3 separate regions of the Homo sapiens genome follow, and all the other regions are linked to region 1. A link is a contact called in ENCODE Hi-C or POLR2A ChIA-PET data. All regions are on one chromosome and are shown on one strand. The core of a region is the stretch at or near the end of the contact, and the rest is flanking DNA. Distances in the headings are between cores, read along the strand shown. Region 1 overlaps NFIA (nuclear factor I A). Region 2 overlaps FGGY (FGGY carbohydrate kinase domain containing). Region 3 overlaps ATG4C (autophagy related 4C cysteine peptidase).

What was found. A loop is a pair of places that touch in the nucleus more often than their neighbours do. ChIA-PET counts read pairs that join two places held with the same protein, here RNA polymerase II (POLR2A). Pooled maps may share reads with other maps.
Region 2: a loop to region 1 is called in a pooled map, with 16 times the contacts of the local background. The contact joins two enhancer-like sites. A Hi-C loop is called at or near these places in 2 of 37 single-sample maps with no recorded cell type and 5 of 50 pooled maps.
Region 3: a loop to region 1 is called in a pooled map, with 6 times the contacts of the local background. The contact joins two enhancer-like sites. A Hi-C loop is called at or near these places in 1 of 37 single-sample maps with no recorded cell type and 2 of 50 pooled maps. POLR2A ChIA-PET finds 5 or more read pairs at or near these places in 1 of 52 experiments (Panc1).

The regions. Positions count from the first base shown.
Region 1 is chr1:61,317,468-61,320,759 of GRCh38, reverse strand. The region is part of intron 3 of NFIA (nuclear factor I A); the gene reads right to left. Among named protein-coding and RNA genes, the nearest start is that of NFIA-AS1, 66 kb to the right of the region's middle. Within about 2 kb of position 1,764, at least 13 of the 41 ENCODE cell types and tissues checked have a DNase peak (open chromatin) inside an H3K27ac peak, as active enhancers do.
Region 2 is chr1:59,432,258-59,435,549 of GRCh38, reverse strand. The region is part of intron 5 of FGGY (FGGY carbohydrate kinase domain containing); the gene reads right to left. Among named protein-coding and RNA genes, the nearest start is that of FGGY, 140 kb to the right of the region's middle. Within about 2 kb of position 1,834, at least 5 of the 41 ENCODE cell types and tissues checked have a DNase peak (open chromatin) inside an H3K27ac peak, as active enhancers do.
Region 3 is chr1:62,808,778-62,812,069 of GRCh38, reverse strand. The region is part of intron 3 of ATG4C (autophagy related 4C cysteine peptidase); the gene reads right to left. Among named protein-coding and RNA genes, the nearest start is that of ATG4C, 26 kb to the right of the region's middle. RefSeq lists an enhancer at 3,167-3,226. Within about 2 kb of position 1,594, at least 2 of the 41 ENCODE cell types and tissues checked have a DNase peak (open chromatin) inside an H3K27ac peak, as active enhancers do.

The DNA.
Region 1 (3,292 bases), core at 515-3,014:
TAGGTTTTATACACAGGGCTGTGAGACAGACCATTTACAGAGAATCCTGCTTGCTAAACCACCTGAGGACACATGCAATGATAATGAAAGTAGATAGCCAGGGGCCATGTGCTAATTTTAAGATACTCAACACTGATTTTGGTTCACCAAGCATGGAAAGAAAATCCTGGATGGAGTGAAGCAATAATATTTTTTAAAAATCCTTACAATTACTTTTCTAAGACTCCAAATATTAAATGTACTATTATATACGTCTCCAAATATAAAATAAAACTAGCTAATGTTTAGAACCACAAAATGCAAAGAGCTTTCATCTTTTCAAAAGTCATTTTTTGTGTAATTCTTGCTCATTTACCCAGTAATTAGTTATCGATGCCAAAATTCACCATGTTTATTAAATTGTGGAACCTGTATTATTCACTTCTGCAGATACTATGGCAGGCCACAATCATGTGGGTCACAATACTTTGAAGTTTGCTGGCCTAGCACAAAGTATTTTAGAAGTACCAGAAAATTCTTTGTGAAATGTAACAGAATGAATTAGACTGTTCAGGCCATGTCGTGTTAGCACAATGGAGGAACACTTTTAAGACTTTAAAGTCATGTAATGCAATTCTAGGCTGGATTTTTCTTGTTTAAAAAAAAAAAAGAAGTAGAATGGGAGTGGTTGGAAGAGAAAAGGGCCAATATTTGACAACAGAAATCAGCATAACCTTTTAACTGCAGCAGCCATGGGTGACTGCCCTTTGACCTTGGAAGATTATGTGAGATTTCAATGACAACAGCTGGAAGTGAGCATGTGTGAATAGAGAACACAGATCTGAGGCCTGGTATAAAAGACTGCACAATCTCTGCCCAGATCAGAGTGCTGATTAGAAATTGTTTCCTGGTCCTGGCTTAATAGAGTGTGATCATGAAAGTTGGTGTGTGTGTGTGTGTGTGTGTGTGTGTGTGTGTGTGTGTGTGTGTTTAATTCTTCCAGGAAGAAATCATTGGTGGATTTCTTCCATATCCATTCTACTTCTTCAGCCCCTTCAAATCTTCAGGATTTTCATATAAAACAGGCTCCTCTTTCTTCGAATAAAACCTTCGCTCCTTTTTGTAGACAAAATATCTTTAAGTTATAGAGTTCTCTCCTTGAGTTTTAAAATAACCTCTACTGGGGCATTTCACATAGGTTATCATTATTTTTTGTTTAAGGATCTGTCACTCGCAAACAGACAGACACACACAGACACACAGCTTGAATAAGGACTCAGTTAAAGTGGGGATCTTACTTCTCTCATCTTTCTGATTCTACCATTTGTACAATGTATGACATATGGTGGGTACTCAGTATATCTGTGATGAATGAACACAGAAATGAAACATCTATTCTTAATAGTTTTTTCCTTTCATTCTTGAGATGTAATGGAAGATTCCTGCTACTACACAAACATATGTATAATTTCATCTTTTTTTCAACCAGCTTCATATATATTTTACCAATTTTTTAGTGAAGTCTTTAGGTGTAGTTTGCCAAACATAAACACAAGAGAAAGATTAGTAATTACTTCCTTTCCAAGGCAAGGTAACTTAGTCCAGTAGATACAGGCTACCTGGTGAATGTGGTAATTTCCATGCATAAAACCCTCAATGAATTATATTCACTGGGCTGAAGTACATGTACACTGACACAGATGCACTCTCAGATTCCTACACAGGACTCCATACTTGCTGACACTGCTCTGAAACCACCAGAATGATGCCATATGATTACTGAAAGGGCACTGGGTTATGACTCATTTACGTTGTTTTGGTTTTACCATACACTCTATCTTACCTTCTATTACTCTGGATTTTGCTAACTCTTTTAGCTCTGGATTTTGCTAACTACTCTAGTTTCTATATCAAATTAGCTTCGGTAGAAGGTGGCCTTTCCTCTATGCAAATACCTTGAGTCGGGCAAAAACCAACCTGGCTGAACAATAAAGGACAAGGAGAAGAAACTGGCGAAACTGTCTTCCAAATCAGACATGGGTCATCTGCCTCCATCCTTCTATAGCAACTCTAGATGTTATTCCAAACAAGCCACAGGACAGATTGTTTTTTCAGAACAGACCAAATCCATTTGCTGTTTCAAAATTCTATAAACAAAGCATTAAGGAATTCAATTCCCAGAGCAACTATATGGGTGTTGGCTTTAGTTTCATGGGAGCGTCTGCCAAGCTCACATATTTGTAGAACTATTGGTTTAGAGTGTCCTTTGCAGCTCAGAGCAGGAGGGACCATTGCTTGTGATCTCAATTCACTTTAAGGACTGGGTCTTGCTGGTGACAGGTATACATGATAAATGTTCCAGAAGGCTGACCTAATTTCCGTTGAAGTGAGTGTTTTGCTAAGAACATTCCCTCAAAGTGTCAGCTTGCAACCACGGATTCCAACATGCCGGGGTCCATTCTCCTCAGCGACTTATTACCATTGCTTGTAAAACTTCCCTTAAAATGAAGTTAATTTTGACTTATTTATCCACCTTCTCCAGACTTAGTTTTGAACTTAAGTAAGTTATATATCTAATGTAAAATATGTAATTATCAAACATAGTAAGTTTCATAGTTTTTAGTTGTTTGTGATCTGAAAAAAACAAATACTCAGGGCTAAATATGAATCGGGGTGAATTTGCAATGTACTTGTCTTTTCTCTTGTAAAGGGATCTATATGGCAAAATGTTCATTCATCTTTCAAAAATCATATTTCCAAGATATTATTTATTTACAATAAAGTAGGAGGGGCAGTATTACAGAAATTATAATTCCAAAATCCTAAGCCTCAATTTCCACACCTGTAAAATGACACTAATGATTATACTTACTTCATAAGTTTGTCATTAGGAATAATGAAATAGTACACTTAAAATGCTTAGCAAAGAACCTAGAACACAGAATGTGTTCAAAAAATGATAACTGTTATAAATAACAAACATAATCTTTATATCTTAGATCTTCAATCATACAGGGAATTTTTAACAGAAAAAATTAAGAAATAACCACATTCTTTTCACATGGAATGTTAAATAATGCAAGTATTCTTATAAAAGTTGTCTATAAAAATCAAAATGTAGATAATGTAATTTTATTTAAGTGAATTTTTGAGTAAAAAAATTATTTTCTAAAGCTAGTAACAAATTATTAAAAATAAATTCTCTAGAATTTTTTGATTTTTCTACAAAAAGTGAGAAATAACAGTACTTAGTCTCTAAGCTATTTTAAATGTTAGAAATCTAATTCCTAAATATAATCATATTAGTATATAT
Region 2 (3,292 bases), core at 585-3,084, 1.9 Mb after region 1:
TTGTCTGTCTGGGCAAGTGAAGTGGAGCATAGAGCATGAGGGGCGGGCAAGGCTGGCAAGAGAGGCAGCGTCCAGAAGGCACAGGGCCTCTGTGGCATGGGGATGTCACTGCACCAACCTCAGGACTGGTCTGTGCCACGATCAAAGTTGCATTTTCAGATCCCTCAGGGATCTTCAAATGGAGGGGCTGGAGGGGCAGGAGTAGAAGTAGTGAGATCTAAGAGGGGGCTTCTGTGTTTCCTTTGTCATTGGACATACACGTTGCATTTTATTATTCCCCAGATACTGGCTTCAAAGCCTCTGGCAAAATATCAACCTCTTTGTGCCTTAGGGTCCTCATTATAAAACAGGGGACATAATATCCACTAACTCACATTGGGCTGTTGTGAGGATTAAATACAAGTTGTCATTTGTAAAGGACATTGGACAGTGCTGGGCTAAGCTCTCCATGTATCTTGGATATTCTCATTGTCTCACTAATTTCCTGTCTATCACTGCTGCCGGATCCTGAGCACCTCATCTTTATCTGCCCCGCATCTGTCCCAGTATTTATATTAGGTACTCTGTCAATAAGGAGTTGTAAATTTTTGTCTGAAGACTTAAATTGGCCCAAAGACATATTTTGTTTAGCTGATGCAGAGACTTCAAAATGTGTAACTGTGAATGTCTTTAGGTTGGCAATATAGACAGTGTGTGTATCCCCCCCTCAAAATTCCTGTGTTGAAACCTAATCCTCAAGGTGATGGTATTTGGAGGTGGGGGGGGCTTTGGGAGGTGATTAGGTCATGAAGAAGTAGGGCCCTTGTAAAATGGATCCCAGAAAGCTCATTTACTCCTCCCGTCTTTTGAGGACACAGAGGAGATGGCTACCTATGAACCAGGAAGTGAGTCCTCACCAGACATGGAATAAACTGGGGCCTGGATCTTGGACTTCCTAGCCTCCAGAACAGTGAGAAATAATTTCCGTTGTTTATAAGCCACCCAGTCTATGGCATTTTTTAATAGCAGCCCAAAATGACTAAGACAGCTGGGTATGCCCTCTCTAGTTCCCTTGGGCCCCTCCCTACCCTGTCTTGTCGCATATCTGCCAGAGTGTTAAGTGTGTCCTGCCTCTGCAGGCACTCACTTGTGAACCCTTGAAAATGCTATTGCTTGGAATGTCTGTCACAAATACAAATGACACAAAGCCACACAAACCATTCACTTACCTCCCTCCAGCCCCCACTGGTACAATGAACCACAGAATCTGACTTCCCAATTTTTTTCATACTGTCATTCACCATATATTTACTGAATACCTTCTAGGTCCTAGAAACTGGCAGAAAAAGACACAAAGTCTGCCTTAACTGAACTTACAATTTGGTGCCCATGAACAATGATACTGTAGAGTTTTCTTGGGTGCAAAAGGTATACTGATAGTAAATCATACTAGGGAGTTTAAGCCTTTTGAGCAGATTATCTTATTGTGTTTTAATAATAATCCCATGGAGGTAGACAGGACAGGTAGGTTACTCTGTTTTGAAGGTAAACAAATCAAGGATCAAAGAAGCTAAGCATGTTGTCCAAAATGAAACAAATAATAAATGGCAGATCTTGAATTCATGTCTCTGTCACTAACAAAAACACTGCAAAGCAGGGAAGGGTTAACTCCATTTGTGTAATAAGCCATAAAGTTTCCTCCCTAAAGCATGCTACAGATCTAGAATTTAAAAAGGAAAACTGACATCCAAGCACTAACCAGCACGTGGGTAACGTAACCTACACTGGCTTAGACGGTGGGAAAATCATGACAACGGAGCTGGCGAAGAATGAGAAACTTGAGTTTCCAACAGAGTTCTCATTGGGCTCTATGTGTCACCAGTGACACATCTGGAAATAAAAGAGAGAAATCAGGAAACAGAATGCAGCCCCTGCTTTGCCAGGAAATTTACAAAAGCATATTTTTGGTTAAGGCAAAGAGATTTTGCCAGGTGGTACCATGCCAGACAGATGGTCTCCATGACCCAGTAAGAGCTGCTCCAGAGGGACCCTCTCTGGTATTCCCCGTGAAGGCCTGGCACACTGAGATCATTGCAGCCACCACCACAGGCAACCTGTGCTCCAGACACATGAGGCCTGGAAAATACATCATCATCTTTGAGAGATCCAGCAGCCTGAACAATTCTGAAAATGCCCTTTTCGGATATGAACACTACTCAAGGCTCCTTGGCCTTCATTTAATTTAAATCAGTGGTTCTTAATCAGGGACATTTTGTCTCCCAGCAGATAGCTGGCAATGCATGGAGATATTTTTGGTTTATCTGGCTGCGGGTGGGGATATGTGCTACTGGCAACTAGTGGGTAGAAGTCAGGGATGGTGCCACACATCCTGTCATGCACAATGGGACAGCCCCACAACAAAGAATTATCTGGCCCAAAATGTCAATGGTGCCAAGGTTAAGAAACCCTGATTTCAATGTCTAAAACTGATGGATACGCCCAGCCTTGGAGCTAGGCTCTACAGATACAAAGGTCAGTTGGATATGTCCTTTTCCTCAAGAAGTTCTGAATCTTGTGGGAGAGGTAATCATGTAAGGAAATAACTGGCATTTAGTGTGACTGGATTGAAAACTACCCACAGTCTAGTGGTGAGCTCTGAAGTAAGAGAGCTCCCAGTCAGAACGATAGCTTTGCCGTTTACTTATTAACTATGTGACCTCAGGCATGTCACTTAGCCTTTCAATCTCTTCTGAAACTAGGAATGGGAAATTATGATACTGATACTACTCCTACACCTCTTCTTCCTACTACTATTACAGCTTCTACTAGAGAAACACCACTGTGACTACTACTAGAATTGCTGCTGCTGCCATTACTACAGAGGTGGAGTACCAGACAGACAGGAGGCACAAAAGATTGGGAAGCAGAGATATTTACAAACTCTGGAAACTGCCACTAAAGGGGAAAAACTTTTTTCTGCATACTCATGACAATTTTTACATCACGTGTGTGAGGGATTTTCCCACACTAACCAATACTCTAACTCTTCAGAAACCAACCAGGTGTCCCACAATTCAATTCTAAACTAACTACCTGGAGTAAGGGCAGATCACACAGGTTAAGGCTTCAATCCAAGACTGCTCCCATTTCAGATGCCAATCAAAAGTCTAGGCCTTCCATACTTCTGACTGATCAGCTACATACTGGAGGTTCCCATAACCCCCTTTTTTCAGGTTTGATAATTTGCTATAATGGCTCACAAAACTCAGGGAAACACTCTACTTAAATTTACTGGCTTATTATAAAGAATACA
Region 3 (3,292 bases), core at 345-2,844, 1.5 Mb before region 1:
CTAAGGAGTCAATTCATTAAGAAACAATAATAAATAATTCTAAATGTTTATGTACCTAACAACAGAGCTTCAAAATACAGTTAGTCCTCACTTAATGTTGTCAATAGGTTCCCAGAAACTGTGACTTTAAGCAAAATGATGTATAATAAAATCAATTTTTTTCTCATCATTGTTATAATGAAATGAAGTTGAACAAAAGGATGTTGAGGACCCACTGTACATGGTTTCACTTAAAGTTGCAGTTTCCAAGAACTATCTATGACGTTAAGTAGGAATTACTATAAAGGAAGCAAAAACTGATAGAACTTCAGGAAGAAACAGACAAATCCACAACGATAGATGTTAAATCATTTTGGTCCCTGAGATACAATGGGTATATCAGAGATAACCCTAAATTCTAATTTTTAATTAATGGCTCTTAGGCCCATCATGTCCTGGTCATCTAAGAGAAACCCTGAAAAAATGCTAGCCAGGTGATAGCATGCAATCTGTGGAAAGATGAGGCTTATTAAAAATAAAATAAATTCTTAATTGTTTTCTTTATAGACAGCTCACAGACAAATTGTAAGAAATTTTTTTTACTTTCGGTATTCGGTCTAGATACTACTAGGAGGGCCATTTGGATTTATATACTATATACCTCGACATAACAGTGCACAGCACGATATAATGAGAAGGAAAAACTGCATAATACAAGGAAATAAGTTTGTAGCTCAGAAAGGTAGGAAGATAAGTTTAAAAGCTTGATAAATCAGGACAGATTCAGCATTGTTAAAATAATCTAATTTTTGCAACCATGTTCTAATATTACTAGAAATTAAATAATAGAGACAGAACCAAGTTTAAGAATCTTGTATTAAATTCTTATGAATAAATTCATTGTAGATGACTTGGAGGGTAGTAGTGATATAAAATCACTGTGGCTGAAAGCCGCTACCTTCTAAGCACTTAGACTTGTGAGATATCAGAATGTCAATGCCTTCAAATAGAAAGGGAACTGAAACAAATGAACGAAACTCTCCATCAGATAAATGCCACAGAAAATGAGAGATGAGTGACTCCAGCTAAAGTAATTTCACTAAAATCCTTAGCAAAACAAAAGTAACTATTAAAAAATTTCTCTATGATAGAAAATTAGATATTAAAGAATCAAGAATTTAAGTAGGAATATGATCCAGTTAGAAATAGATTTCAAATATTAATTTGAATTCATGCCTTTATAAGAAAAACACTGAAAACATGTATCTGTTCTAGCTTGTCCACTGAAATGGCCTGGGTCAATATCATCCCCACAAAGCACCTTTGCACTCAGATTATGGTCTCTAACACTTTTTCTTCTAAAGAAAAAAAAAAAAAAACAAGGACTCAATGGGAAATTGCTAGCTTCCTATCTGATACTGAAAAGTACAAAGTGGGTCTGAACACGTGGTTTGGAAGAAAACAAGATGTTTCGTAAGATTTATGTGGTTTTGTTGAAAGATACAGAAGCAAATCTCAAAGGACCTTCCACTGGCCAATGTCACGACAATTTGAGCATCAAAAGATAATTGGTTGAGATCAACCAACATACAGTAAATGTGAAAAGCCGTAAGTCTGTAATGACAAAAAGAAAATGTTAGCATTAAAATATCTTAAATGAGGTGAAGAGAATATTATATTTCTGTTGAGGCAACAAAGAAAGTCTTGACCAAGGCAGAGCAGTAACCTCTAGACATGTGTTAAGAACTAGAAATTCACCAAAGTGAATATTTTTCTAATTATTTAATGTCTCTCATCTGTTGGACTGTAAGTTTCTTGAGAGTAAAGACTGTATATTTCATACTTTCAGCAGTAACCCCAGTGCCTGGCACATAGTAACCTCTCAATAAATAATTGTGGAATGAATGAATAACTTTATTCATCTAATCCTCTTCTTGTGAATACTTGTTTCCAACTTTTTATTAAAGCTACAATGAAATTCTTGTACATGTGTTTTCCACACATATGGAGAACTTCTCTGTAAATACTTAAGCGTCTTAGAAATGTTGGGTCGTAAGTTAAACATATTCTCTATTTTTCTAGGTACTCTCAAATTTCTCACAAACAGGTTAGACCAATTTACCCTCCCACCAACAGTGTTTCAGTTCCTATTTCTTCATACCCTTGCTAACACTTGATATCATCGAACCTTCAAATTTGTGTATATTATATCTGATAAGTAAGAACAGTATCTCATTTTATTTTGCATTCCCTTCATTACCAGGATATGCATTTTCTTGTATTTGGCCATTCAAGTTTCTAATTAAACAGCACCTCTTCACCATCTTGGCTCATTTTTCTTGGGTTGTTCAAGTTTTTCATATTCATTGCATATTCATTTGTGGTTCTTTATTATTTTGGAGACTAATCTTTCCTGATACATCTTCACACATGCACATATATATACATATATGTATATATAGATACATTATATATAAAATATATAATTATATAAATTACATTAGTATATTATATATTATTAAATATTATATATTACATTAAGTGATATATAATTATACATTATAATTATATAATTATAATTGTAGACTATATATTATATACACTATATATGTCTATATGTATTTATATATACATGTGTACATATACATATGTATTTTTAAATATATGTGTGTTTATATACACATATGTATATAAACATATATACATTTACTATAATGTACATATATTTATTATATATGTATATTTATACATATTTGTATAAATATCATGTGGATATTTTTAATTTTATCTGGTCAAACTGATTAATATTTCCCTTTTATAGACCGTGTTTTACAGTTTATACAAGTTCTTCTTGGCTGGCACGGTGGCTCAAGCTTGTAATCCTAGCCCTTTGGGAGGCCAAGACAGGAGGACCACTTGAGCCAAGGAGTTCGAGACAACCCTGGACAACATAGGGAGACCCTGTCTCTACAAAAAATAAAAATAAAAAATTAACTGGGCGTGGTGGCACACACCTGTGGTCCCAGCTACTTGGGAGACTGAGACGGGAAGATCATTTGAGCCCAGGGAGGTCAAGGCTGCAGTGAGCCGTGATTGGGACACTGTTGCACTCCAGCCTGGGTAACAGAGCAAGACACTGCCTCAGAATCTAAAAAATAAGTTTTTCTCTACTCCAATATCATAACCATTCATTCTATAAAACAATGCAATTTAGTTTTAGCACATATCATGTAGCCACAGCAAATAGCACATATCACAGCGTCAGTAAATGTAGACTAGCTGCTGTTAATATGACTGCTTTTACTTTCTATTC